Linked DNA regions of Homo sapiens: regions 1 and 2 are each linked to region 3. A link is an interaction called in ENCODE POLR2A ChIA-PET data of the cell type or tissue named here. Cell type or tissue: Panc1. All regions are shown on one strand. Links, peaks and the distances in the headings refer to the core of each region. The heading gives the core; the rest is flanking DNA.

What was found. Peaks named below come from ENCODE experiments on the same cell type or tissue, not always from the same donor. Only the 100,000 strongest peaks of a DNase experiment are listed, where the experiment ranks them.
Region 1: POLR2A ChIA-PET joins it to region 3 with 7 read pairs; 2 of 35 experiments call an interaction of 5 or more read pairs at or near these places.
Region 2: POLR2A ChIA-PET joins it to region 3 with 9 read pairs; 2 of 35 experiments call an interaction of 5 or more read pairs at or near these places.

The regions. Positions count from the first base shown.
Region 1 is chr10:70,762,940-70,772,783 of GRCh38, reverse strand. TBATA (thymus, brain and testes associated) reads left to right here. Exons shown (of 11, transcript NM_001318241.2): 10 at 218-270; 11 at 1,323-1,546. The coding sequence ends at 1,408. Among named protein-coding and RNA genes, the nearest start is that of TBATA, 18 kb to the left of the region's middle. In Panc1, for the core only: no CTCF peak of the experiment used is centred there; no DNase peak of the experiment used is centred there; H3K27me3 peaks cover 224 bases.
Region 2 is chr10:71,177,742-71,187,585 of GRCh38, reverse strand. No RefSeq gene overlaps it. Among named protein-coding and RNA genes, the nearest start is that of UNC5B, 30 kb to the left of the region's middle. In Panc1, for the core only: no CTCF peak of the experiment used is centred there; no DNase peak of the experiment used is centred there; H3K27me3 peaks cover 746 bases.
Region 3 is chr10:70,711,947-70,721,790 of GRCh38, reverse strand. All of the region lies in intron 4 of ADAMTS14 (ADAM metallopeptidase with thrombospondin type 1 motif 14), which reads right to left. Among named protein-coding and RNA genes, the nearest start is that of ADAMTS14, 44 kb to the right of the region's middle. In Panc1, for the core only: no CTCF peak of the experiment used is centred there; a DNase peak (open chromatin) is centred at 5,760.

The DNA.
Region 1 (9,844 bases), core at 1,695-6,694, 52 kb before region 3:
GTCTGGGTCTGGCCTGGGGTGATACAGGAAGGCCACCTGGGTGCTAGTCATGGACAGATGTTTTCTGGCCCTCCAGGAGGGGTGACTCTTGCCTCTCCCTGGAGCAGACAGCTGACTGCACCTGCACCACCTTCCCCACCTCCCTGTCTCCCCTGCCACCCGTGGGGTCAGGTTTCCAGCATGACCTTCCCAGCCCCTTCTTTGTATTTGGTCACAGTCAATCCCCGAAGAAAACGAAGATATCACCTTTTACAAAAAGCGAAAAACCAGGTAAGATTCCAAGTAGTGGGTCATTTGGGGGACTCACCAAGGCCCACTCTGGCTGGATTTCTCAGGGGATTCCAGTCAACTTGGAGATGAGTCCCTGCCCAAGGATGCTGCTCATTTCATCTATTCATTCACTTATTCATATTCATTCTTTAACAAATATTTATCGAGCACCCACAATGTGCTGAACTCTGGGGATCAGTGAGGAAGAATTCAGACAAGTTCCTGCTGTCACGGAACTTACATCCCAGCAAGGAGGAATACAGACAACAAATTAAAACACCTGGGGAGGAGTGGAGACAGATACTGTAAGGAGAATAACAAGGCTCTGTGGTCAGTAGTGAGAAGGACTGGCAGGTGGGGAGAGGGCTCCTAGAGCTGAACGGCAGGAAAGATACAGCTCTACCCAAGTCTAGGAAGAGCCAACCAGCAAAGCTCCCACCTCTTGGTGTGCTGGTGGAAAAACAAGCAGACCATGGTGGCTGGGGCCTTCTGGGTGGGGGACAGTGGTAAGGGAGGCATGAGACAGGTGGGAGGAGCTGGCCTGCGGTAAAGGCCAGGTGTGTGCATGGGTGTAGAAGAGGGTTATGAGCAGGGTGTGCATGCCCCCTCTGGCTACTGTGTGCAGCACGGACTATGGGGGACAAGAATGGGTGAGGGAGACCAAGGAGAGGCTGCTGCAGTCATCCTGGTGCCTTAGACTAGAGTGGGGGGCAGGGGTGGCAGCAGGCTGGAGGGGAGAGAAAAGGAAACACATCCTCAATGTATATTATTCTCCCTGATTAGACCATCAAAGGTCCAGAGTGCCTGGCAGAGAGGCACAGAGTAGGCATCTCATTGATATTTGTTACTTGGATGTTGAAAGAAGAGAGGTTGGATTCCATTCGCTCCATTCCTCTCAGGTTGGATTCCCTCCTCGGTCACCAGCAGAGCTGAGAGCAGGAGCTGGGCTTGACTCAGACCTTCCCCTCAGCACTCACACATCCACCTGCAGCTCCCAGGTGGGGGCCCCACCTTCCCGGTCCTCTCCTGCCTGCTGTCTCTCCTCCCACTAGAGTACATTGGAGAAGCTCAAGTCCTCCAGATGCATTCAAGCCAGAACACAGAGAAGAAGACATCGAAGCCGAGGGCAGAGAGCTGAGGGGCCCTAACACTTGCACCTGCCTTGCTCAAGAGCAGCCCCAAGGGTTCAGGGGTGTTTCTGTCTCCACCACCTTCACAGCAGTACCTGATTCCCTACCGTGAAAACTCTTACTAAATAAAACCGTCTTCCCTGAGAGAGGACAGTTCTGCTTTCCTAGCAGTGGGAGGCCTGTGCTTGGTTGGGGTCACTGATGCCAAGAGAGAGATGGGCTGCACGGAACCATCCCTACTCCCCACTCCCATGGGAAAGCCCAAGTGCTACCTCCACGTGGGGCTTCCCTGGTCCTTTTATGTTCTAGAGAACTGAAGGGCAGATGGCAGTTGGGGCATCCTGAGAAAGGACTCTGCCCCTCCTGGAGCTGAGACACACAGGACTCTGGGTAGGGTAGAGCAGAGGTCGGGGAACGTGTAGGCCTCCTTAGAAGGATCACTGTTGCCAATTATTGAGTTTCTATTTTTGTGTGTGCTGGGCACAGAGGCAGCGACTTAGGTAAAAGCTGGTGATGAGCACAGTGTGAATTGTTCTATGTGCTTTATATGCAGTACATATCTACACACATGCAGGTGAAACAACTTGTCCAAAGTCCTACAGTTAACAAGTGGCAGAGCCTGGGTGTCTGGCTCCAGAATCCCTGCTCCTAAAACCTGCATTCTGGCCGGGCGCGGTGGCTCACGCCTGTAATCCCAGGACTTTGGGAGGCTGAGGTGGGCGGATCACCTGAGATCAGGAGTTCAACACAAGCCTGACCAACATGGCGAAACACCATCTCTACTAAAAATACAAAAATTAGCCAGGCATGGTAGTGGATGCTTGCAATCCCAGCTACTCAGGAGGCTGAGGCAGGAGAATCACTTCAACCTGAGGGGTAGAGGTTGCAGTGAGCCAAGATCATGCCAGTGCACTCTAGCTTGGGCAACAGAGCGAGACTCCGTCTCAGAATTCAAAACAAAACAAAACAAAACAAAACTGTATTATACTGCCTTACCCACCCTAGCCAAAAGCTGTGGTTACATTTCTGAAATCATAAGATCTAGAGAAGACTCTCTGGGAAGTCCAATGTCTTCCATGACATTTCTGCAAATTCCCTGGAAAATTGGGATGGGAGGAGGCATTGAGGATTTACAAGGTCATTGTCCCCTGTGGCTCTGAGCTGCTATTTTACTGGCTTAGTTAATGAAGTAAGTGGACTTAGTTCCATGGATTGCGGCTCCATTCTATGCTTGCAACACTACCCTACCTTACATTCATTCAGATAGATTCAGTCCCTCTGGATTTTCCCAAACACTCCATTCACACAAAACTTTTCTGTACAGCAGGCTTCAATCAAGATTAGTGATGGATAGGGATTTGCTGTTAAGTAAACAGCTTCACGTTCAACATTAAGCCACCTTGTTTTTAAAGGCCCTCGCCCCTCTTCCACTGGGGTTGTCTCCCCAGCAGCAGCGCATGTAAGAATGATGCGGCCATGTTCAGGAGAGTCTCTAGGCCCTGCTCCCCAAGGTGCTCCCTGTCCTCTTGGGTATCCGAGTGATTTCTCATGGGGGTCAGGATGCCATGGCCACTTCCTGGTCACTCCTAAATTTTCTCTGTCTCCAGGCCCTGGAAGTTCTCTTCTCCCTTTCCCCTGCTTCTCTCCCTGAAGCATGGAGACAGATTTTCCCTTTCATCTTTTCTCTGAAGGCTCTAGGTCCTTCCTGGGACTCAGTCTCCTTAGCCATGGAGGTAGCCCTTGTTCTTGGCTATCCAGGAATGTGAAACCTAGCACTGTCCAACCAAAGCCCCCCATCCCTTCACATAGTGAAGCAGCCTCATTGTCTAGGGTGATACCTAAGGTTTATTGTCTCACAGCCAAGGAAATCAAGGACACAGACACACAAAGAGTGAGGTTAAGAGTGGAAGTTTTAATAGGTGAAAGAAAGAGAAGAGCTCTCTGCTGCAGACAGTCGTCCCAGAGAAATGGGTTGCTGGTTCCATGGTGAAATGCAGGTGGTTTTATAGATGAGGTTGAGGAGGCGGTGTCTGACTTACATAGAGTGGGAAAGATTGGTTGGAGCAGGTGTGCCTTTGCATAGGGCACGAAAAACTGGTTAGGACTAGGTGTGCCATTTGCACAGGGTGAGAATTTCTGGCCACCCTCACCCTAATCTTTTATTATGCAGGCCTCTGCCTGGCCTGCGCCAGGTTGCCCATTCCTTTACTGTACACATGATAACAAAAAAAAGGGAAGATGGAGCCTCCATGTTGGACATGCCTGGCTCCCAGGTAGCCCTTTTCTATTGGCACAGCTGCCATCATTCCCCGTTACAAGCTTCCAGCTTGTTTATCTGTGCTTGCAGCTCGATTTTTCAGGCTACTCTTTGTTAGAAAAAAATAATTATTGGGCTGTTTTTTGTTAAAAGGGAAGCTCTGCTGGGGACTCTTTTACCCTCACTATCTGCCTAAATAATTTCTACCTCCTGTATCAACAGGACTGGTTAGGGGTAGGATAAGCATGTAACCCAAGCTGGGCCAATCACATTCTGTCCTTGGAAATGTTTTTTCGGGGGAAGGAAGGTTGGAGTATCAGAGAATTCCATCATTGTTCCATGGGGACAAAGCCCTGGATACAGTCACACCTGAGGCTCCTGATTCTTCCCCACCCTTCTCCATGTGTGAGGCAATAAAATTCCTTGCCCATCCAATAGTTGATTTTTATGTATATTTTTCTACATAAAATTTACCACCTTAACCATTTTAAAATACACAGTTCAGTGGCATTAAGTAGATTCACATCGCTGTGCCACCATCACTCCCATCTGTCCACAGAATTCTTTTCATCTTGCAAAGCTAACACTCTATGCCCATTAAACAATAACTCCCCATTCTCTCCTCTCCCAGTTCCTGGCAACACCATTTTATGCTCTGTCTCTATGGTATTGACTGCTCTAGGTACCTCACTTAAGTAGAATCATACAGTATTTGTCCTTCTGTGACTGGCTGATTTCACTTAGCATAATGTCCTCACTATTCAGCCATCCTGCAGTATATGTTAGAATTTCCCTCCTTTTTTTTTTTTTTTTTTTTTTTTTTTGACAGAGTTTCACTGTTGTTGCCCAGGCTGGAGTGCAATGCGTGATCTTGGCTCACTGCCACCTCTGTCTCCCAGGTTCAAGCAATTCTCCTGCCTGAGCCTCCCGAGTAGCTGGTATTACAGGCATGCGCCACCATGCCGGGCTAATTTTGTATTTTTAGTAGAGACAGGGTTTCACCATGTTAGTCAGGCTGATCTTGAACTCCTAACCTCAGGTGATCTGCCCACCTCAGCCTCCCAAAGTGCTGGGGTTACAGGCGTGAGCCACCATGCCCAGCCAATTTCCTTCCTTTTTTAGCCAAATGACAGTCTCTTGTATGAATATACCACCTAACGTTTATCCATTCATCCATCAATGGACACTTGGGTTGTTTCCACTTTTTGTCTATTGTGAATAATGCTGCTATGAGAATGAATGCACAAAAGCAGTTGATTTTTGTGTCACATGTGATGAAAAGGATCCACAATAATCTAAGGTCATATAGCTGGTAAGCAGAGGTTTCAGAATTGAAATCCAGATTCACCAAACTACAGGTCCTGGCTCTGAGTGACTGACAAGAGCCCTTGGTTTCTAAACTTGAGCCATTCCCACACCCCATCATGAATTTTGGTATACCTGGTTTTTTCTTTCTCTCTCTTTCTTTCTTTCTTTCTTTCTTTCTTTCTTTCTTTCTTTCTTTCTTTCTTTCTCTCTTTCTTTCTTTCTCTCTTTCTTTCTTTTTTGAGACATGTTCCACTCTGTGGCCCAGGTTGGAGTGCAGCTCACTGCAGTCTCAAACTCCTGGACTCAAGCAATTCTCCCACCTCAGCCTCCTCAGTAGCTGGGACTACAGGCACATGCCACCATGCCTGGCTAATTTTTGCATTTTTGTGTAGAGACAGGGTCTCCCTGTGTTGCCCAGGCTGGTCTTGAACTTCTGGGCTCAAGTGATCTGCCCACCTCCACCTCCCAAAGCGCTAGGATTACAGGTGTGAGCCACTACACCCAGCCTTGTTAGAAGTATCTACCACCTATACGCTTCCTTAATGTTTATTTAAATTTACCTTTCTCTTTTTGCTTAAATAAATGTATGTATTAATCCATTCTCACACTGCTATAAAGAACTACCCGAGACTGGGTAATTTATAAAGAAAAGAGGTTTCATTGACTCATGGTTCCAGAGGCTATACAGAAGGCATGGCTTAGGAAACTTACAATCATGGCAGAAGGGTGAAGGGGAAGCAAGCATGTCTTCACAGCATGGCAGGAAAGAGAGTGAAAGGGGAGATGCTACACAGTTTCAAACAACTGGATCATGAGAACTCACTATCATGAGAATAGCAAGGGGGAAATCTGCCTTCATGATCCAATCACTTCCCACCAGGTCCCTCCTCCAACATTGAGGAATACAATTCAACATGAGATTTGGGTGGGGACACAAATCCAAACCATATCATTCCACCCCTGGCCCCTCCCAAATCTCATGTCCTTTTCACATTTCAAAACACAGTCATGTCTTCCCAACAGTCCCTCAAAGCCTTAACTTATTCCAGCATTAACTCAAAAGTCCAAAGTCTCACCTGAGACTAAGCAAGTCCCTTCCACCTATGAGCCTGTAAAATCAAAAGCAAGTTAGTTACTTCCAAGATACAATGGAAGTACAGGCAGTGGGTAAATGCTTCCATTCCAAATGGGAGAAATTGGTCAAAACAAAGAGGCTACAGGCCCCCATGCAAGTCTGAAGCCCAGAAGGGCAGTCATTAAATCTTAGAGCTCCAAAATAATCTCCTTTGACTCCATGTCTCACATTTAGGCTACACTGAGACAAGAAGTGGGCTTCTAAGGCATTGGGCAGGTCCACCACTGTGGCTCTGCCAGTTACAGCACACTTGGCTGCTTTCACAGGCCGGCATTGAGTGCCTGCAGCTTTTCCAGGAGCGTGGTGCAAGCTGTTAGTGGATCTACCATTCTGGGGTCTGGAGGACGGCGCACTCTTCTCACAGCTCCACTAGGCAGTGCCCCAGTAAGGACTCTGTGTGGGGACTCCAACCCCACATTTCCCTTCTGCACTGCCCTAGTAGAGGTTATCCATGAGGGCTCTGCCCCTGCAGCAGACTTCTGCCTGGACATCCAGGCATTTCCATACATCCTCTTAAATCTAGGCAGAGACTCCCAAGCCTCAACTCTTGCCCTCCGTGCACCTGCAGGGCCAATACCACATGAAAGCCACCAAGGCTTCTTATGGCTTGCACCCACTGGAGCAGCAGCCTGAGACGTATTTGGGGACCTTAGTCATGGCTGGAGCTGGAGCGACTGGGACTCAGGGTGCCATGTCCTGAGGCTGAGCAAGACAGTGGGGCCCTTGGCCTAGCCCATGAAACCATTTTCCCTCCTAGGCCTCCAGGCCTGTGATGGGAGGGGCTGCCATGAAGACCTCTGAAACTCCCTCGACACATCTTCACCATTGTCTTGGCTATTAACATTTGGCTCCTCTACTTATGCAAATTTCTACAGCTGGCTTGAATTTTTCCCAAGAAAATGGGTCTTTCTGCCACATGGTCAGGCTACAAATGTTTTAAACTGCTATGCTCTGCTTTCCTTTTAAATGTAAGTTCCAATTTCAGACCATGTATTGGTGAACGCATATGAGTACATGCTGTTAGAAGTAGCTAGGACACCTCTGGAACACTGCTGCTTAGAAATTTCCTCCACCAGATACCCTAAATCATCTCTCTCAAATTCAAAGTTCCACAGATTTCTAGAGCAGGGGCACAATACTCCCTGTCTCTTTGCTAAAGCATAGCAAGAGTGACTTTTACTACAGTTCTCAATAAATTTCTCATCTCCAACTGAGACCTCCTCAGCCTGGAATTCACTGTCCATATCACTATCAGCATTTTGTTCACAACATTCAACAAATCTCTAGGAAGTTCCAAACATTCTCACCTCTTCCAGTCTTCTTCTGATCCCTTCAATCTGTTCCAGCCTCTTCCTGTTACCTACTTCCAAAGTCGCTTCCACATTTTCAGTTATCTTTATAGCAATGCCTCATTTCTCTGGTACCAATTTTCTGTATTAGTCCATTCTCACATTGCTACAAAGAACTACCTGAGACTGGGTAATTCATAAATAAAAGAGGTTTAGTTGGCTCATGGTTCCACAGGCTGTACAGGAAGTTTATGGTACTGGGGGATTTGGTTAAATAAATGGTCATCTAGCCATACCGTGGGGTACTGTGCAGTCATTAAAAATGAAGACGTGGCTGGGCACGGTGGCTCATGCCTATAATCCCAGCACTTTGGGAGGCTGAGGCAGGCAGATCACCTGAGGTTGGGAGTTCAAGACCAGCCTAACCAACATGGAGAAACCCCATCTTTACTAAAAATCCAAAATTAGCCAGGAGTGGCGGTGCATGCCTGTAATCCCAGCTACTCGGGAGGCTGAGGCAGGAGAATCACTTGAACCTGGGAGGCAGAGGTTGCAGTGAGCCGAGATCGCACCATTGCACTCCAGCCTGGGCAACAAGAACGAAACTCTGTCAAAAAAAAAAAAATACGTAGTTCAACGTAGCTCAGGATGGAAACGTGTTCTTATTGTATTGCTGTAGGTGGAGTAGGAGGGGGAGAAGATCCCAGATGACGTGTATGTGTATAGTATTAATAATACTCACCCAGCGTGCATGTGTGTGTGTACAGACACAAACAATCTTGCACATGCACACATCTGGAATGGATAACTAAATTATTAACAGTGGTTATTGCTAAGTAGAATTATAGATTTTTTTTCCTCAGGTTGTAAAATTTTTCAATAATGAGCATATATTTCTTGCATAATTTTTTAAAGGAGAAGATTTGTGGTGTAGGCCCCAGAGATTTCTAATCTGTGGCAGCTGGGTCCCTGGGACTGCCCCAGCTACATTTCCACCCCTTCTTGCTCTTTCCCTCCTCCCCCCAGACCCCTACCTTCCCCCAAGCCTTCAGTCTCCTGAAGCCAGGTAGGGAGCAGGGGCTCTTTGGAAGAGCCCACAGAGTTCCAGGTCAGATGGCCCAGGCTCTGTGCCTTCCCCTCTTCCCCTGCCTGCTGTGTCATTTCAGGTGGAAGGCCTGGAGTTTCACCAGGAGGGTAAATCAAAAAAGGGCCCAGAGGCCAGTCTATTGCCCAGGAACATGATGAGGCTCCAATTGCCCCTTTTCTCCTCTGGAGGAATGGGAAGGTAAGTCTCCTGCTGTCCCTAAACCCTTGCCATCCCCCCGATCCCTTCTCCACCAGGAGCTTTCAGGCCTTACTAGCCCAAATGAAGTCACAGGCTGGAACCTCAAGGAGGCCATCTGGACACAGAAGACAGCCATGGTGAGGACTTCCCAGGCTCTTTGAACAGGAGGCTAAGGGTGACTCTGTGCAGCACTGTCCCTACTGACCCCAAGGGCAAGGAGATGCTGGAACTTCAGGGGGCTTCCTCCAAAATGACAGGTGTGCTGGCCCCTGGCTATGGGTTGAGGAAGCTTGGCAGACCAGGGCAAAGGCTCTGGAAGCCAGTCGGGGCTGATAGGCTAGACTCTGGGCACCTGGCTGTCACTGCGGCAGGGCTCTGCCAAGCATGGGGCAGGTGTGGATAAAGCCTTGAAGTCAGAGTGGCCTGGAGAATCCCCTCCAGGGAAGAGACAGGCAATCTGGCACCCTGGCACCTGCACCCACCAGACTCCAAACAGGAAACCGTTTAGGGCAGGAAGAGGTGAGACCATTCCCATATGGCCTTTCCCACTGGGCTCCTACAGGAAGTGAGGGATGTTTCTGAGGCTGCGATGGAAAGAGGGCCCTTGGTGCTGTTCCTCTATCTTCACCCGTGAATCCTTTCATTTTCTCAGTTTCCACCAAAACAAGCAAAAATCCTGACCCATAAAAAGCCCTCAATTTGGAGAGTGGACATTTCCAGATGTTTGGGGAGATGGCAACAGAAATTTAATTGAACCTTAGACATATTAGACAACCTGCATCCTAAAAAGCCCCCAGCCAAAGACAGATGGAGAGGCTGCCCTCTCTGTGTTCCCACCCCCACGGGGGTAGGAGTCTCCAAACCATTTTCTCCTCGGCCTTAAGGGGAGGAGTGAGCTCTGCACAATGACAAGAAGCCCTTTTGCCAGCTTCACCTTTTCTAAGTGCCCAGCAGTGTAGATTCTTTTACTCCATGACACAAATTCTGCCACTGCTTAGAAGGCAAAAGTGGTTGCAGTCATTTTGCTTTCAGTGACAGTCTCTTTGTTCTGTGGTTGCTAAGATTCCTTTAGAGAGCCCCTCTTGTTGTTCTTTTTTGTTTTTGAGACAGGGTCATGCTCTGTCACCCAGGCTGGAGTGCCATGGCGCAATCACAGCTCAGTGTGGCCTC
Region 2 (9,844 bases), core at 1,569-6,568, 470 kb before region 3:
CAGTGGTGCAATCTCGGTTCACTGCAAACTCCACCTCCCAGGTTCAAGGATTTCACTGCCTCAACCTCCAGAGTAGCTGAGATTACAAACACCTGCCACCATCCCCGGCTAATTTTTACTAGAGACGGGGTTTCACCAGGTTAGCCAGGCTGGTCTCAAAATCCTGACCTCAAGTGATCCGTCCGCCTCGGCCTCCCTAAGTGTTGGGATTACAGGCGTGAGCCACTGCACCTGGCCAGTGTTCTCAAACAGCCTAGCTATAACAGGATTCTTGGCGCCACCCATTATCCGCCCAAAATGTTTGCCCTTGAGCTTTCTCCTCTCTTGGAGAAAGGTACCCCCAGTGCCTGGATGTCCGGGCACTCGGGGTTGTCCTTGAGGCTTCTTTGGATGTCAGCCCACCCACCAGAAGTCTTCCAGGTCAGGAAGGAAGCGGAGAAGGAGAAAGAAGGAAGATGAGCCAGAGAGGGAGAGGAGAAGAGTGGGGAAGAGATGTTGGCACCCAGGAAAGGGCAAGTCGAGGAAAGAGCGAGCAGCAAGAGAGAAACACTCTCATATACCCTCCTTCCCAGGGGTGAGCACATGCAGACTCCTCCCCGCACCTCAGGCCCACCTGCCCAAGCCCACCATAGCTACCCTCACAGGCACAGTGCAGGATCTGGCCCCAGCCCACCTCCGCCCAGGCCAGAGCCTTGCCACTCTCTCTGTCCTGTCGATAATTTATTGCCTGCAGGGTACACTATCAATAATGCACAGACAATAATCAAGCTCTCTGCACAATCATGTTACTCCTAATGTATGCAGGGCTGGGTCCTGGCTCCAAGCCTGCTCACCGTTCCTTCCCCAGAAGGACCCCCAGTGGCTCAGGAGAAGAGCGAGGCTGGCCCAGGGGGAGAGTGTCAGGTGGGGTGGCCAGCTGTGTCCCATCTCACAGAACTGCCTCCTCCAAGCCGTGGGGAGAGGCCAGGTCGCATGGTCCCCCAAGAAGGGCCCATTTTTTTCCTGCCTCTTTGTTCTAATAGTCAAACTAGAAGGCAGGGGGTGCCCCAAAGCCCACCCAGTGGGTAGCTGCCAGTTTACTTAGTTCTAATCCCACCACCTCACTTGCTAACAGTTTCCTCATCTGTAACGGGACAGCTAACCTCCCTCCCCCGACTTCATGCTGGCTTGGAAAGCTGTGGCAGCACTTTGCAAGCCCCCACTGTCAGGACTGATGGCTAGGCATGGTGATTTTCACCATCTGGGCAGCACCTGGGCCAGACATTTTGGGGGCTGGATAGAAGCAGAGTGGGGACACAGAAACGCAGACTCTGCTCTCAGTGGACTTGCTGTAGGAGACAGGCAGGTAACTGTGAGGCTGTAGGGAGCGGTGGGGACTGTGGAGAAGTGGAGATGTAGCTCCTATATAAAATAGGTACTATTGGATAACAGCAGACAACAATACCACGTGGGTTCATGGGTCTAGTGTTGCCACATTTACTTACCTGTCAAGGAGAACTGAGAGTGTGGATGTTTATGAAAAACTCTCTTGATTTTTAAACATGGGTTGAAAATTTAAAATATTGATTTACTGGCAAAGCAAATCTACCAGTGGGCCATTCAGGCCCCAGGCCCCAGGCCCCAGGCTAAGCCTTCAAACTGGTTGTTTTCTCCTTTTCCAGGAAAAGAACAATCCTAGCAGCAGAGAGTGATGGAAGGAGCTTTGGGCTGGGAGTCAGGAAGCCTCAGCTGTGGGAGTTGTGTGGCTTCCTTCTGTGTCTTGTTTCCTCCTCTGTAAAATAGGAGTGCTGGACTAGACGGCTCATGAGCTCTTCCCAGCTTTAGGGCTAGTGTGGGAATGTATTGTTATTATTCCTAGTTCCAGACAGAGGCTGACGTCTAGGGGCTTGGCTTTCAGCAGGTGTCACAGGCTGGGCAGTTTGGGATGGTGGAAGGAAAGGCTTAGGGGTGCCCCTAAAGGGCAGGGCCACAAGCACAGGCTTCACTAGAGTCTGTAGGACACAGCCCACGGGGTCACTCTTTAATAGCGTCTCATCAGTGGACCACCTGGGTTCAGAGCCTCTTTGGTCTTTGGTAGTGAGGCCATCTGGGTAGGGTCTAAGCCAAGCTTTCCATGGCTAGACTTTGTCTATGGCAAATTGATGCTGCCAACACTAATGTCAGTGGTCGGACTGCCACCTGTTGAGCTTGTTATTTCACTATCATGTTGAAGCCTCACAACATCCCTGTGAGGTAGCATTATCCTTGCATAAGAGAGAAAACAAAAAAGTGAAAAAAAAAAAAAACTAAACTAAACTAAACCAGCTCACTAAGGCTCAGAGAGGTTAAGCAACTTGCCCAAGGTCACATAGACAACGAATGTGGAAGCCATAACTCAAATTTAAGTGTATGAAACTCCACATCTCAATCCCACACTACACTCCCCTGCTCCAAAGGGGGTATTATTATTTTGAGACAGAGTCTGGCTCTGTCGTCCAGGCTGGAATGCAGTGGCACAATCCCAGCTCACTGCAATTTCAGCCTCCCGGGTTCAAGTGATTCTCCTGCCTCAGCTTCCCAAGTAGCTGGGATTACAGGCATGTGCCGCCACACCCGGCTAATTTTTGTATTTTTAGTAGAGATGGGGTTTCACCATGTTGGCCAGGCTGGTCTCAAACTCCTGACCTCAGGTGATCCATCGTCCTTGGCCTCCCAAAGTGCTCGGACTGCAGGTGTGAGCCACTGTGCCTGGCACCAAAGTGGGTTTTAAAGGTTTCCTGGCATGTGGCTTTCATCAAATCTGGAGTGGTACTTGCTCCCATAGCTGCAGGGGAGAGGGAGCTGTGGAGTGAAACTTTCCCGCTGCTGTCTGCAGAGCTGGGATAAGCCACAGGGAACTTGGTGAGGTTCTCAGGTCACCCTTCCTGAGCTCCTCCTGACCACCCTGATGAAGGCTGAGCAGAACAAAGTACACGCATTATCTAGGGGGACTTTGAGGCCAGAGAGGAGCTCAGTCCTGCCGGTGGCAAAGCTGTGGACTGCTGGGGAAAAGCACAGCCCGGCATGGGGATCCTGGCTCTGCCCTTCTACAACTCCAGATCAGTGGCCCAGAGCCTCAGGTGCACCTCTTTTGCTGGGCTATGGGGCGAGTGCAGGCAGAGGCCATCGTGGAAGCACCTGGCTCCTCTTGAGCACTTGAGCATGTGTGTGACGAAAATAGGAGACACACTTCTTAATCACCACGCTGTTTCCCTGCTATCTTGGTTAGGGGACAGGGGCATTGCAGTTGCTACATTACCATGACCTGCACTATCTGATGCTACTGTAGATCGTTGTTGTGACTAAATTTAAAAAAGAAAAGCAGCCAAGTTGAGGCTGTGGTTCTAGACCCCCAGCAGAATTGAGGGTGTGGACATAGGGAAGTGGAGCATGGGAGGCTGGAGTGTGGGTCTGGGGCCTGACAGCCTTACCTGTACTCCTTGGCTCCATAGTTACCAGTGGGCCCATCCTTGGGGACAATAATTTCACCTAGGTAAAGCCAGTCCCTAAAGCTAGGGCTTAAAAGGTGGACTTGTCCCAAGCCAGGAACTAGAGGTGGGTGGGTAGGACGGGACCAGCAGCATGGGCTGCCCTGGGCTGAGAACCTGGGCGGAGTGGGGCAGTTCAGAGGCTCAGGGACTGAGGCTGAGATGGGGCTGGGAGCCAGGAATCACTTTGAAGGACACTTGTTATTTAAATTACTCCTTCATTTCTCATCACCCATCTTAGGCTCATCTCACCACTTTGCACCACCAATTTGATCAGAGCAATGTCTTCATGACCCTAGCAAGGGTCCAGTTCTTACCTAATTAGGGGGAACTGGTAAATTAGCACTGATGAGGCCCAGAGAGGTATCAGTATGTGTCCAGGTCACACAGCAAAATTGGGACTTGAATTCAGAAGAAGAAACTCCTCCTCATAACCCTCTACTCCACACCCCCCTACTCCGGTTCTCAGGTGATTCCCCTTAAAACGTGTGCAATTGCATCTTTCCAGATAGGCCTCATCTGGGAGGGGCCCCTGAGGGTCTGGCCTCCCCTCTCCACACCTGTGGCTGGGCCGCTCCTGAAATCATTATCTGGCTCTTTCCAATGTTTCATCTGTTTTCTATTTCACATCACCCCTGCTACCTCCTTCTCACATTTGAGCTTGGGATCATGAAAAACAGATGTGCTGACCCTACCTGTCCTTACGCTTTGCCCAGGTTTGGGACTTAACAGGAAGTGATCTTCTTCAAATGTTCTTCCAGTCACTTGATTCCTTGGTCCCTTAGCCCTGCCTGTCCAGCTGGGCTTATCAAAGGATACTAAGGAAAGAAAACAACAGTTACCTGAGGAATGTGAGCCTTTTCAAATTATTAGGCACAGCACTGGGCGCAGCGGCTCACGCAGCAGGTGGATCACTTGATGTCAGGTGTTCGAGACCAGCCTGACCAATATGGTGAAACCCCGTCTCTACTAAAAATACAAAAATTAGCTGGGCGTGGTGGTGTGCGCCTGTAGTCCCAGCTTCTCAGAAGGCTGAGACAGTAGAATTGCCTGAACCCAGGAGGCAGAGGTTGCAGTGAGCTGAGATCGCGCCACTGCACTCCAGCCTGGGCCACAGAGCGAGACTCAGTCTCAAAAAAACCAAATTATTAGGCCCAGAGAGGCACTAAAATGAGACAGCAACCATGCCCTACTTCCCCTGTTCATCTGTTGAAACTGCTTGCTGTTGCCCCAGGTAACTATGAATTAACCTAAAAATGCCTCACTGGACGCTACGTCCCACACTCTGTAGCTTAATGTATAGCCAGTCGCTAATCAAGTTATTTCTGTAAACTAACGAGAATTCCTGATAACTTTGTATCAGTCCGCTCCCTGTTCTCTTATTTTTTTGCCTTTAAAAACCTGCCTGTAAGGTGAACTGGAGCTCATAACCAAGCTTCCTTGGGTCTGAGTCTTCCAGGCAGCTGTCCTCACTTTGGCTCAAGTAAACTTTTTGAAATCACATTTTGTGCTTTAGCTTCTTCCTTTTACGTTGACCTTGCTTCTGAGTCCAGCTCTCACCTTTTCAAAGTGTGCTTCTGTACATTGTGTATTCCTGGGCAGGCAGGAATTTGGCCGCCGGGGCTGAGAGACGCTGACCTACTTGCCCAAGGCCACACAGAAATTGTCAATGGTTTTGAAGGGGCAGGACTCTGGGGCCCCCTTCCTTTCTTGCTGGTCCACCAATATACACCCCAAACCTGCATTTTCTAACAGAACGGGCTGCAAGGCCCAAGCGCTTTTCTTTTTGTCACATGGTGGAAGTAGAATCTAGGAGTAAGGGAAGAGGCAGGAGGAAGCAGAGGCTGCCATGGCTGGTACTCAGCTTTGAACATATCATATCCTTCCTTGGGGGCCTTCAATGGCTCCCTGTTAACCATGAAAAACAGCCTAGCACCTCAGTTTTGTAAGGAAGGTCCTTGGGGAAACTGGCTGAAGCCACCTTCCCACCTGCCTCTCACTCCTCGCCCGTCTCCAGCAGTCGCGTGGGGTGCTTTACCTTCCTTGGACCCCTGCCGGAGTTGCACTGCCTCTTCCGGGCTTTTGGAAGACTTTTTCCTCCCAATCTAGATCAATGGTTCTCCAGCCAACCAAGGGTTCTGCACAGAGAACCCCTTGATTCTGCTTCTATTGCCTTGGGCTGGAGCCTGGGCATCAGCATCTTGACCTGTGACACTTGGTAGCCGATAAACAGATAAATGATGAAAACAGACCCACCTCCCACAGGCTCACAGTCTACCTTAGATTGAGCCTCCCCGGGGTAGTAGAGAGTTTTAAAAGCTTGATTTTGCATCTCATTTAAATATTACCCCATATCGAAATATCTCATAGGCCACATACATATATATACCTGCTATGTACCCATGAACATGTTTTTTAAAAGTCAAAAAAATATATATCCCTCTGTCCCTGTGAAAGCTGGTGTGGGTGTTTTCCAGAGCTGGGGAGACCCCTTGCCCCACACCAGGTCTGGGGCTGGAAAGAACCCCAGGGGACCACAGGAGAGCCTCCCCAGGGCTCTCACCAGTGCACTCCCCACCCTGCATGGATCCTGATCACTGCTTCCCTGTCACGCCCCCACCAGGCTGCAAACTCTTCCAGAGCAAAGGGCTCCATCTTTTACCTCTACCTTTTAGCACCAAGCACAGTGCTTGACACTCAAATAGCACTCAATAATAAATGTTGCCCGAACTCATCAAAAATATGGTCCAGTCTCAGCACTCTGTCTGAGGCAAGACAAGATTCAAGGACGGCAAGTAACTGACAGTGTCCCCAAAGGTGTTGGTGGCAGAGCTGGGCCTAGACCCCAGCTCCTGGATTTCCAGGATGTGCTCCACACTCCCGCAACCTCTTCTGCCTTCCTTCTCCCACCTGCCTGGACCCTAATCCAGGAATCAGACAACCAGCACTGCCTTCCCATTCCCAAGAGACAGTAGGACTCCCTGAGTTTTGCTGAGGTCCTAGGGGACCCCAAAGCCCTTCAAAATCAATGCGGGCCACTCTCCTTAGCCAATCCCAAGGAATCAACCCTAAAGTACTAAAGCTATTCCCATGAGCCCAGCTCCGCCCATGCCTTCATTAAAGGGGCGGCACTGGCCCTTTCCACCTCCAGAGGCTCCAGAACAGTGGTTCTCAATGTGTGGGCTGCAAACTAGCAATAGTGGAACCACCTGGGAGCATGTTTGAAATGAAAATTCTCCAGGTCTAGCCCATACTTACTGATTCAGAAACTCTGGGGATGAGGCCCAGCAGTCTTGGTTTAACAAGCCCTCCAGGGTATTCTGATGCATGCCAAAGGTTTGAAACACCTGATCTAGAAGGAGGTGGAGGATCTGGGCCCTATAAAAACCTTCATGCAGCAAGCACCCTGGCTGGACAGATGGATGTAGGGGCTGCTTGCCCAAGATACATCCTCAGCTGTCTAAATTCTAGGCCAAAGCGGGTCTCCGATGAAGGGCTGATGTGGTCTGTGTCTGGGTGAAACCAGTTAGGTTCTTAGGCTGAGGCCCACTAGCAGGAACGAACTCACTTGGGAGGATGGCCATACCTGCTGCATCTGGAGGTGACCCCTGTCTCCAGGAGAACTGTGAGGTTCCACCATCACGCGTACTGCTGGCCAATGGGGATGAAGTTCTGACTGAAGGCTCTGTCCACCAGGCCTGGTGCTCTGGCAGGAGGAGCTGGGCCTTGGGCTGCTTCTCCAGGTGACACCCTCACTCTGGATGGGGTGAGGTCCACTGGCCTGGTGACTGCGATGCTCTTGACTTGGGCCTGGGATAAGGACTGCGTGGAAGCTCTGAGGACCAGCCTGCCCTCAGCGTGGGGTTATCTAGGGGCTAGGGCTTGGGGGAGGTGGCTACTTGCTGGTCTCCCACAGGTCCTGAGGGTTTGTGGGTCCTGGCAGCCTTCCCTAGAGGAGGAAATTGAAGCACCCCTGCTTGGGGAAGACGGGGTGGGTGTCGTGCTTAGCCAGGTAGGCCCTGGGGAGAAAGGATTGGGGATGAGACGTTTCTAGAGTGCAGCTTTGCACCCCCATTACTTGATGAAGGGTGAAATGGGAGGAAACGGGGTGCTGGTGCTTGGATAGCCTCTGGTCTGGGCTAGAAAGAAACCTGATGTTTGGCTGTGGAGTATGTGACAAAAAGGGAACTCCAGAGCCGAGCACGGCTGTCTTTGTTCAATCCTGGGCTCTGGGTCCTAGGCCTGTCTGGGTTCCTGAGCTGGGTGGATTTTGGATGGTTTGGAGGTTGGCTAGGAAAAGAGGCAAGGTCTTGGCCTTGCTCATAGCAATGAGGCCCCTATGCCCTGCCTCCAGCACCTGGGAGGGCTGCACCTGGCTGCTGCCCCCACAGCAGGGCTGGGTTCTGGAAAGGAGACCAGAGTCTTTAAGCAGCAGCTTGGCTGGCTGGGAAGCCAGTGGCCAGGTGCTGTGAAATCCTTTGGCAGCCACTGCAGCACCTGACCCCTTGGGATCAGAGTCTGGCTTGGGCTGGTGGCTCAGGAAGAAGCTAGCAGGCAAAAGCTCCAAGTGCCTGTGTGGACAACACGAGCTTGGTGCGCTCCTAACCTCTCACTTTCGCTTGAACTTGTCCTACTTGGGGATGTTGTCTACTGTCCCATGGTGCCTATGGGGAGAGGCTAGAGCCCAGTCCTTCAGGCCTCCCTGAATGCAGGAAGTCACAGGGGGATGAGCCCTCGGGGAGAACACCTAGGTGCTGGGGACAAGTAAATCATCCTTTATCACCCCATACAGTGACTTCCTGGGGCAGGGCCTCCTAAGACAAGGATGACTAGGATGGAGTCCTACTCAGCTCAAGGCCTCTAGTCTAGCAGGGGTGGAGGGAAAGAGGAGAGAACAGACACTGGCCCAGCGCTGAGGGGGAAAGAAGGCATACTGAGCCATGGGGAGGTGTGTAGTAGAAGAGGCGTGGGCTGCAGGTGGGAAGCAATGAGGATATTAATGTCTTGCTTGCATTGGAAAGAAGCTGGGCTGTGATGAAGACTGGACCCAGGGCTGAGGAGGCTGGTGGCTGTCTAGGGAGGGAGGAGGGGTGGGCCAGGTATGGAGAATGAGGGGCTGGAGTGGGGCTGGCACCAATTAAGTGGTAGCAGCTGGTTAAGTGGCTGTGGAGCAGCCTTTACGTGGGCTGCCCTGGCTCCCCACCCACATCCAACAGCTGAGCTTTGTGGGCCGGATAGCTCCGCCCAAACTACTGTCCCCCCGACTGCTGTAGCTGTTATGGGGGAGCTGGGGTGCTCCTGTCCTGTCCCAGGACACCTCCTCCATGAGAATCCTGTCCCCGTGATGGGTCATGTCTCTACTGTGCCCTGGGATCCTGTTCTTGTCTCTGCTGCTCCCTCAGGAGGCAGTGTCCCCAGGCAGGGGCACCTCTATGTACCCTGAGAGCAGCCCCTCCTGGCCCTGGCCTCTGAAAGGCTTTCTCCAAAAAGCCTCAGCCCTCTACCCAGGGCCACTGATCTCAATGGTCTTTTTGTTCCTTTGCCTGTTGTCTGCCTTTCTTCAACTTCTTTCTCTTCACAGAAAAAGTGTAAGAATGTTGGAGCCAAATCACCTAGGGAATGGGGTTTCCTTCTCTCCCGTCTGTGGGTCTTTCCACTCCGCCTTCAGTCTCCCTAAGCCTTGGGATGTCCCCCTTAGATGTCTCTTTTGAGACCCCTCTCCTCTGGATGCCCATCCTCTGTGCCTCAGCTGTGCTTCTCGCATGATCTCTGCCCTCTCCTGGGAGATTTCCTTGATCCCGACCTCGGTGAGCTACCCTGTTCCTTGGTTAGATCGGTCCTGCTCTCACAGCAGCTGGATCCTAGCTACTCATGCCTAATCTAGTGTTGCCAATATCCTTAATACTCTCGGCCTGTTTTAATATTTGTGACTCTGAAATCTGATGAGGTAAATAATGGGAACTAGTTACACTCCTGGTGTCTGGCTTGTACTCCCTCTTCCTGGGGGTGTTGGCCGCTGTCTGGCGATGTCTGTGGGGGAGGGCCAGACCTCACTCCTTGAAGGACTCCTGACCACAGTGAGGATGAGTGGGGTGGGGGTGTGGTGGGGAAAAATGAGCCATAGTGTAGAGCACCTGGGAGTGCCAGCAAGCTAGCTAATACTGCTCTCCACCCCACAAAATGACTCTGCCTCTGCTTTGCCTACTGGGCAGAAACAGTGATAGGAAGCATCAGCCTGTGACTCTCCAGCCCCAGGGAGAGAGTGGCAAAGGTGGGAGGTTTCCTTGCCTGGGGACTGGAAAGCAACTCCCCATCTGTGACTTCTTAGCTCAGGGTTT
Region 3 (9,844 bases), core at 3,080-8,079:
AAATGTGACATGCAAGGGCACTGCTCTGAATGTGAAGAAGTTAGGGGAACTCTTCACCTGTTCATGTTGCCTTATCTGTGTGTGTACAAGAGTAACATATGATAGGCCAGGCGCAGTGGCTCACGCCTGTAATCCCAGCACTTTGGAAGGCCAAGGCGGGTGGATCACGAGGTCAGGAGACTGAGACCATCCTGGCTAACACGGTGAAACCCCGTCTCTACTAACAATACAGAAAAAATTAGCCAGGCGTGGTGGCGGGTACCTGTAGTCCTAGCTACTCGGGAGGCTGAGGCAGGAGAATGGCGTGAACCTGGGAGGCAGAGCTTGCAGTGAGCTGAGATCGCACCACTGCACTCCATCCTGGGCAATAGAGCAAGACTCCATCTCAAAACAAAAAGAAAAGAGAAAAAAAAAAAGAGTAACATATGATAAAGACCTAAGTCTAACTGAGGTTAAAAGCTGTCTTCTAGCTGGGTGTGGTGGCTCACGCCTGTAATCCCAGCACTTTGGGAGGCTGAGGCAGGAGGATCACAAGGTCAGGAGTTGGAGACCAGCCTTACCAACATGGTGAAACCCCGTCTCTACTAAAAATAGAAAAATTAGCCAGGCATGGTGACATGCACCTGTAATACCAGCTCCTCAGGAGGCTGAGGCAGGAGAATCACTTGAACCCGGGAGGTGGAGGTTGTGGTGAGCTGAGATCACACCACTGCACTCCAGCCTGGGTGACAGAGCAAGAGTCCATCTCAAAAAAAAAAAAAAAAAAAAAAAGAAAAAAGAGAAAAAGCTCTCTTCTAATAAGTCTACAGTAAAAATGCTAAGTGATGAACAGAGTTTCATTGGTAACACTTTTTCGTTCTTAAGGACATAAAATAATGGGGTATCTGACCATCAGTGTGGTCTTAGATTTGATGAAATATGGTACATATGTGAACTGGTCTGTGTGCACACATCTAATTTGGTATGGTACACATGGGTGCGTGTATCTACACAAACACACCTGTGTTACACATGCCGATGACTAAACATGCACAGGTATATGCTTGTGTGTGGGTACCCGTATTATATGTGTGCACGCATGTGCATGTGTGTGGGTACCTGTGTTGTATGTGTGTACACATGTGCATGTATGTGGATGTTTAACAGCAATATACTACTACCTGTGGTCTGAGCTCTCTGCCTTCCCCAGCCCTCTGGGGCTGACCCTCGCAGTAGCCAGAGCTGGGTCTGGTTTACCCTGGGTTGGGACACTAAGACCTCACCAAGATGCCATGCTCAGGTGTGCACACACAGACAAGTTCACATGTGTGCCATATTTCATCAAATCTAAGGCTCCATGATGGTCAGATACCCCATGATTTTATGCCACATACCACATTGGTAGGCCCTGCCTCCGAGGTCACTAGTGAGGTGTTTAAGGTCTTGGAGGATGAGGCTGCTCTCAGGGGAGTGGAAGGAAAGTGCTGAGTCTCCCGACTTCTTTCTCAGCTGCTGCAGGCTCAGCTGCTCCATCTTCCCTCTCTGCCAAGCTCATGATCATGCCCTATATTTTAAAGGGCTGGTGTGGGTTCCAAGTGAGCACTTTTAGCTGCCTTTTAATCAGCACACCTCTTAAAGGGTGACTGTCTCTGGAGCTCCTGGAGCCTACAGGCTGGTCTGGGTGGTGCTCCAGGGATCCAGCTGCTCAGCCCACCTCATGCCCAGGCTGCATGTGCAGAGTGGCACCAGGGTGCACAGGGATGGACCCACCCAGCCCAAAAGAGTCCCTCTCACAAGCCCACAATGCTCAGCATTTATCCCCCACAACCTATTTGTGAAACGCAGCAGCCTCGATGTCCCAGGCTGGCAGCTTGTGTGTAAACAGAGGCAGTGTGGAGGCCTGTGAAGGTCGAGCTCTGCCACGTCTCACCACTGCATGGTCTTACCTCTTGGAGCTCGACCCTGCTCATCTGTGGGTGTGGAGGAAACATAGCTTGCAGAGGCAGGAGAGTGGAGGGGAAAAACAGATGTCAAGGCTTTGAAACCAGGCCTGGCCCATAGCATGTGCTTGATCAATGGCATCTGTTAGTTTAAAACTTATTTCAGCCAGGCACAATGGCTCATGCCTATAATACCAGCACTTTGGGAGGCTGAGGCAGGAGGATTGTTTGAGCTCAGGAATTCAAGACCAGTCTGAGCAACGTAGTGAGACCTTGTCTATTTTTTAAAAAAAAAAATAAAAATTAGCTGGGCACAGTCAGCCATGCCTATAGTCCCAGCTACTTGGGAGGCTGAGGCAGGAGGATCACTTGAGCCCAGGAGGTCGAGGCTACAGTGAGCCATGATCGCACCACTGCACTCCAGCCTGGGTGACAAAGCAAGACCCTACCTCTAAAAAGTGTGTGTGTGTGTGTGTGTGTGTGTGTGTGTGTGTGTGTGTGTGTATTTGTGGAGTGAGATGCTGTCCACGAAAGCAAAAGTGTTGTGTGAACCATAAAACTCTCTTTGCAGGAGGGTGCTCACTACCACATATCTCTCACACCAAGATTCCCAGCACATCATTCTCTGCCCAGTGGGTTTGCTTTGAAAATTCCTGTGTGTGGCAATTGGAACTAATACCATAGGTCAGGGGGTCTCAGTGGACAATTTGATGTGGATGATCTCAGTTGGGGGAGCTGTTCTGTGCATTCTAAGATGTTTAGTGGAATCCCTGGCCTCTACCAACTAGATGCCGGTAGCACCCCATCCCCTCTAGCTGTGATAACCAAAAATATCTCCAGACATTACCAAATGTCCCTGGTTAAGAACTACTGCTTGGGTGGGTGCCATGGCTCATACCTGTAATCCCAGCACTCTGGGGGGCCAAGGCAGGAGGATTGCTTGAGGCCAGGAGTTCAAGACCAGCTTGGGTAATATAGTAAGACCCTGTCTCTACTAAAAATTAAAAAAAAAAGAAGAAGAAGAAGAAAATTAGGCAAGCATGGTGGTACTCACCTGTGGTGCTTAGGAGACTGAGTCAGGAGGATCCCTTGAGCCCAGAAGGTTGAGGCTGCAGTGAGCCATGATTGCACCACTGCGCTCCTGCCTGGGTGACAAAGCAAGACACTGTCTTTAAAAAAAAAAAAAGGCTGGGCACCCTGGCTCACACCTGTAATCCCAGCACTTTGGGAGGCTGAGGCGGGCAGGTCACTTGAGGTCAGGTGTTCGAGACAAGCCTGGCCAACACAGCGAATCCCCATCACTACTAAAAATACAAAAATTACCTGGGTGTGGTGGCACGCCTGTAACCCCAGCTACTCAGGAGTCTGAGGCAGGAGAATCACTTGAACCTGCGAGACGGAGGTTGCAGTGAGCCGAGATCGCACCACTGCACTCCAGCCTGGGCAACAGTGAAACTCCGTCTCAAAAAAATAAAATAACTTTTAAATAAAATAAATATAATAAATAAAATAAACTTTAAAAAGAACTACTGCTTTACAGTGAATGAGTTTTTTTACTTTTCACAAAAGCAGTTTTGGGGAAGAGACATAAAAGAAGAGAAAAAGACCAAAAAGAGAGGAAAGAAGAGGATTGTCTGCTTCGTGTCAAGGAGGATGAGCTCCTTAGAGTTTCATCTACCCAAAAGGAGAATGTCTGGCAAAGCCACACTCTCCGTCAGCAGGAAAGCAGTTTTTGTGGTGTTCCAAACCAGGCTTTATGATGGATGTGTAATGCATGTCAAGGGCAAACAAACAAAATGCCACCCTTCCAGGCTGAGGCCACCAAGGCCCTGATCTGACAGCCAACTGCGCCAAAACCTCCCAGGTCTAAAACAGGCACCAAGCTCTTCTATACAGGCCATCTGAGCAGGCCCCAGGCTCAGAAAGGGGCTCTGAGGCAGGTCAGAGCTGGTAGGACCCTACAATTGGCAGAGGTGCTAGCCAGTGTTGTCCCGGCAACCACCCCAACATCTATGTATTGTCAGCCAGGTGGGGCAGGGTGGGGAGTGGAGGTGGACCAGGCACCTATCATCCAGACAGGCTGGCTGCCAAGAGGGTTTCTAGAGGAAACAGACTGGAAGCTTCTGGCTGCAACCTGGCTGGAAGGAAATGATGAAAGGGCCTCTCTGTCTCTCTTCTCACCCTCCCTGTGCTCCAGTTCCAGGCCCTAGGAGGTTCCCCAATATCCCCATGTCCAAAGAGGTCCTCGCCCCAGAGAACTGGTCCATCACCCCTGGGCCAGGAGAGGACCCTGGGAACCTGCAGATCCACCTTGGATGCCACCACGGGGAGCTGTTCTCATGCCTCTTCTTTACGCCACAGTCCATACTGCTGCCTTGCCAGCCATCCCGCCACACCTAGATGCCAGGGAGGTCTCTGCAGGCTTCTGTCACCTGTTGCCACACACTTGGGTCTCCTTCCTCAACCCTACCCCCACAACCTTGCTGTGCTGTCTGCCGCCCTGGCCCACATGCCCTCCCCTCTCCAAATTGCCCTCTCCCCCAGGGCAGGCTCAGCAATGAGCCCCTGTAGACAGCCCTCCTCTCTCCACAACCCCACAGGGACAGCACCCCCTCTAAGCTCCTTGGTACTGGTACCATTCTCAGTGGTTCCCTGATTATTCCATAGGACTAAGGCTTGTTTTTGCAGCCAGACCAAAACTTCCACGATGGGAGTCTGTCTGTGATACAAGGCACACAACACGTACTCACTAAATGCTGAAAACAACTACCCCTTTATGCTTCAAAGTGCTCAAATGGTTCTCTAGTCCTGAGATTTGAAGAAGTCTTAAGGAAGATGACCCAGTATAGATGTGCAAACAGGCACAGAAAAAGACAGCGCCCAGCAGCGTGTGCGACAAGGCTGAGCGGGGAGCCCGGTCGCATCATCTGAAGCTGCAGGAATATCCATAGCACCTCCCCAGGTCAATGCAAAAGACATATAGGAGGCAGGGCCACCCAGACTGTCCCTCCAGCTGCCCCTGACAGCAGTGCCCAGGGCCTTGTCAGATAACTTTGGGTGCTTCACTAATGGCTTCTGCCCCCTCCTCCCTGGGTTGAGAGCACAATGGGACCATCCATCCCAGGAACCAGATCTCCTCCCTCTGGTCCCGCCAGCCCAGACCTGGCCCCGGAAATCAGGATCAGAAATGGTCACAGCAGACAGGTGTTCCAAGGGGAATGCAAAGGCAAGCTGTTATTACTGGCCCCATGGAAATCCCCTAAGGCAATTCGAGCGTCAAGCATCCCAGCCAAATAAAAGCTTCCACACAATGGACAGGATGAGCTGCTGGTCCCCAGGGAGGCAGACTGTCGGTCCCCATCTGCTCTCCTTCCCTTGCTGGGAAGTTTGACTGTCCGTCCTCTGCACCTGTTCGGGGGAAGCCAGAACCCCACACCGCCCATGTACCCGCGATGGCAGCAGCAGGTCTGCAAGGTCATGGCTCCTTTAAGCCGCAGTCCATCTCAATGCTGTGAGCCTCTCTCCCCAAGAGGAACTGGGCTTCCCTCAGGGGAAGCTCTGCCTCAGCTGTGCCCCTCACCCATCGCAGGCCCTTTCTGTTCCCACATTCACAGGGCAACCCAGCAGTGAGCAGAAGACCTAGCCTCTAGCGGCCTTCCAGAACCTCTGGGAAGATCATTACTCTCCTCTCTCCTCACCCACTTTCTGGCAGATTGTGGGGAGAAGGAAGGTAGGACCAAGACTATCCAAACAGCAGTCACCAAGGCAGGCCCTCGGGGCCCAGTCTTCAGTGGAAACTGACAATGTTCCCCGGCCACAGCTTTGAGTCATGCATGAGTCAGAGGTCAAGGGTCAAAAGTCAGAATGTGTTAATTTGGCCAAGAAGGTTAGAATGGGTTACTGAGCCTGCCTTCCTCCAACAGTAAAGTCCTAGGGACGTCAGGGGAACACCAGAGAAGGATAAGTGGGCAGCTGGCCTCCACATCATGAACATCAAGGGCTCAGAGAGAACTTCCCACCCACTCCTGCCACCATCCACGTGGTCTCTTATAACTCCAGATTGGAGGGCTTCCTACCCCCTTCTGAATGCATCACGTTTCAGGCCAGGCCAGCCCTGGAATGCCAAGTTTCAAAAGTACACTTTGCCCAATAGAAAGAAACATCTCACTTATAGCCCATCAAAAGACCTCTTCTGGTTTCCAAGGGAAGCTCCCAAATTCTGCTTGGGGAACAAGCTCCCATCTACTCTCCCCACTACCTTCCAAACTTCGCTGCCTTCAGCTCTCCACCTCAGCAGTGGGTTTCATTGTTTTTCCCATAGCCCCAAAGAGTATCCCCTCCACCCTCACCCCCATCATTTGAGCTGACCCTCTTAGAGCCCTTATCAGGGGCTCAGACCAGGCCACTCAGTGGGTCTGGAAGGGGCCTCGCTGAGGGCACACAGTGCCCAGAAACCATGCATGTGGAGCCCCTCACCAAGCAGAGACTGTAGGAGCTGGCACAGGTCATGGCCCCTCCAGGACATACATGCATACAAGCACTCCCTCTCCTGGGGTCCTGTTCCCAGCCTGTGTGAGGGCCCATTTGGAACCCCAGCATTAGGATACAGATCAGTGTAAGCTGAAGACATCTGAAAGCCAACAGATGCAGAAAGAAGCCTTCTCAGCTTTCCTTAAAAGCAGCAGCATCTGGGAAAAGAGGTTGTCAGAAATCCCCTTAAGGGAATTTCACGGTCATAAAGACAGAAATACCACTTGACCCTGCTTAAGTAAGCATTATCACAAACTTCATCTCCCGTTAGTTCTCCTAAAAACCCACTTGTCTTTCCTAAAGAAACCTTTCTCCCTTCCCCTTTCTCTCCCTATTAAGCTAAGAATATAAGCCCCCAGGTTTTGTTTCTTTTTTTTTTTTTTTTTTTTTTTTTTGAGACTGCAGTCTCCCTCTGTGGCCCAGGCTGGAGTGCAATGGCCCGATCTCGGCTCACTGCAACCTCCGCCTCCCAGGTTCAAGCAATTCTCCTGCCTCAGCCTCCCGAGCAGCTGGAACTACAGGCGCACCACCACACCCAGCTAATTTTTGTATTTTTAGTAAAGACGGGGTTTCGCCATATTGGTCAGGCTGGTCTCAAACTCCTGACCTTAGGTGATACACCTGCCTCAGCCTCCCAAAGTACTGGATTACATGCGTGAGCCACTGTACCTGGCCAAACCCCCAGTTTTCACCACCCCTTTGAGGTACTCATCATGGAGCACCCCTATATACAAGGAACTGGCAAATCAACTCTTTTCTCCTGCCAGTCCATCTCTTTCAGTTTAACTCACAAGCCCTCCAGTACTGAACATAAGAGGGTGGAGAAAAGTTTTTCTACCATAACAGCTGGGTCACCAGCCACGGACAGCACCAGCTGGCACCAGGCCTGGGGAAGAGGGTGAGCTCTGGAGTGGACACAGTGGTGCTCAGATCCCAGCCCCACGGCCTACCAGAGGGCAGACTAGCAAGTTACAGCCTGTCTCTGCACGCCAGTTTCTATGTAAGGACATTGAGGCTACTCAGACCTCTCACAGGGTTATGGGGAGACTTAAATAAATGAGGTCGAGTCTACAAAGAGTCTGGCTCCCAGTGGTTGCTCAAAAACAATACTAATAATTTCTACAATGATATTCTTTTTTTTTAATTCTAGAGACAGGGTCTTATTCTGTTGGCCAGGGTGGAGTGCAGCGGCACAATCATAGCTCACTGCAGCCTTGAACTCCTGGGCTCCAGCGATCCTCCCACCTCAACCTCCTGAGTAGCTGGGACTACAGGTGTGCACCACCTTGCTTGGCTAATTTTTTAAATTTTTTTGTAGAAATGGGGACTTGCTATGCCCAGGCTTGTCTTGAACTCCTGGCCTCAAGCAATCCTCCTGTCTTGGACTCCCAAAGTGCTAGGATTATAGGTGTGAGTCACGGCACCCAGCTTGCAATTATATCTTGTGCAGTGGTCTGCAGACACACAGCAGTATAAGCTCAGAGGGCAGGGACTGTGTTTTCTCTTCCTTTTGTGTCCCCCACTGTGGAAGCCATTCTTCCTGTCCGCATGCTTTGCTGCTTGCCTTCTGGGCACAGGTCCTGCTCCAACTCACCCCCATACACAGCGGCAAGCTGTGACCCAGCAGACCCAAACCAACCTTCTAGTCACAGCAATTAATACAGGGATAGCCTCATGTCCCACCCTAGCCAGTCTTCCCTAGGAGGGCAAGAAAGAGACCTTTGGCATTTGGGTCCTAAGTGTGAGGACCTGGGTTGTTCCTGTTTCCCATCATGGGAGAAAGCCCATCTGCTGCTGGGTTCCACTGACAAGCACAGGCCAGCAGAGTAGGGGACGGTGCCCTAATGGGCCTGAAGCCCTCATCCTGTGGCCCCTGGGGCTCCTGCCCCACTGGCTCTGTGGGCATGTCAGCAGCTCCCTGCCAATACACCCCTCTTTGGCTTCAGCTAGTGTGAGCTGGATCTGTCACCTGCAACCACAAGAACCCTGACCCCCACCCCACCCCACCCAATACCTCATCCCACAGAGGGCCCACAGAGGTAGCACAGCACCCAGCTCTGAACAAATGAATGGATGTTAGCCAAGGCTGGCAGTGAAGCCAGCTGGGGAGCAGGGCTCCAGCAAGCCTGATCCACCCTCCAGAACCTGCCGACACCTCAGTCCAACCAAGAGTTAAGAAGCCAAGCAACAGAATTCATGGAGGTCCCCCAGGGTACCTCTGAAAGAGTTTCTCTGAAAGATGAGAGAAAGAATGGAGCAGATCACCCAAGACAACTTTGTGGTCCCCCTCAGAAAACTCACCCCCGCCACTGCCCTGGGCACTCTCACTCTCCTAACCCCAGCCAGAATCCTGGAAGTGAGGAGCAGGTGGCAGAACAGAGTTGCAGAAGAGACAGAATCCCACCACACTGCTGTGTAGGGCTGTAACCCAGTCCAATCCAGGGCTGTAGCCTGGGAGATGCTGCCACTCCGCTAGTTCCGGGAATGAGGGCAGAGATTTTTAAGGAGGACAAGTCATCAGACTCCTCACACCTGGTCAGGCCTCAAACCAGAGAATAAAAACTTGTGCTTCAATGGAAGACAGGCACTGCCACCGCGTGTCTTTCCCCCTTATCGGAATCGGATGCAGAGAAAGTGCCCTTACAGCAGAGAGCACCATGGGTCACTAAGAGCAACGCAAAATTCCTGTCTGCACGCAGGCAGGTTCCATCTTCTCTGGCAGAGGCTAAACAGCCTTCCCTCCCACCCTACACAACATCAATTTTGTCTCCTTTTGCACATTCATTATAAAATTCCTAATCTATAATGTTTCTGTCCTTGGGTTCTCTTTTGAACGAGTTATAACATCTGCCTGGTTCCCTCATTAATGTGGAGTCAAATCTTTAACATATGTTCATTTTTATTTCTCTATGAGAGTCATGAGTTTACCTTTTCCTGAAAATTATCTTTTAACAAAGTGAAGGATTCTGGGGCTGCAATAGGGCTTGGCTTACAGTCCTGGGGTCTTCAGCCCCAGTTTTGGGCCGTGGGACCCAGGTTCCTACCACTCTTGGGCATCCTGAGGTCTCCCCTACCCCTTTCCCCTTTCCTGCCCTTCCTCTTGTCCCCCACCTGCTGGCTCCAGGGGCCAAACCTGGCTCTCAGCGTGGCCTCCTACTAATGGGATCGGTCCCCAGCTACGGCCTCAGGCTGGGCCTGTGATTTGCAGAGTCTGGGTGGGCGGTCAAGTGTTCCAGCATGGTGGGTGTGTTCAGATTCATAGGCGTCCTCTCCCTCCCCTCCCTCTCTCTTTCTCAAACAACTCCATGTGGTAGCCTTTGCCCTTTGTGTCCAAAACCACATGCTAGGCTCCTGGGATGGAAGAAGTGTCCACACACAGGGGCGGCCAGGGACAG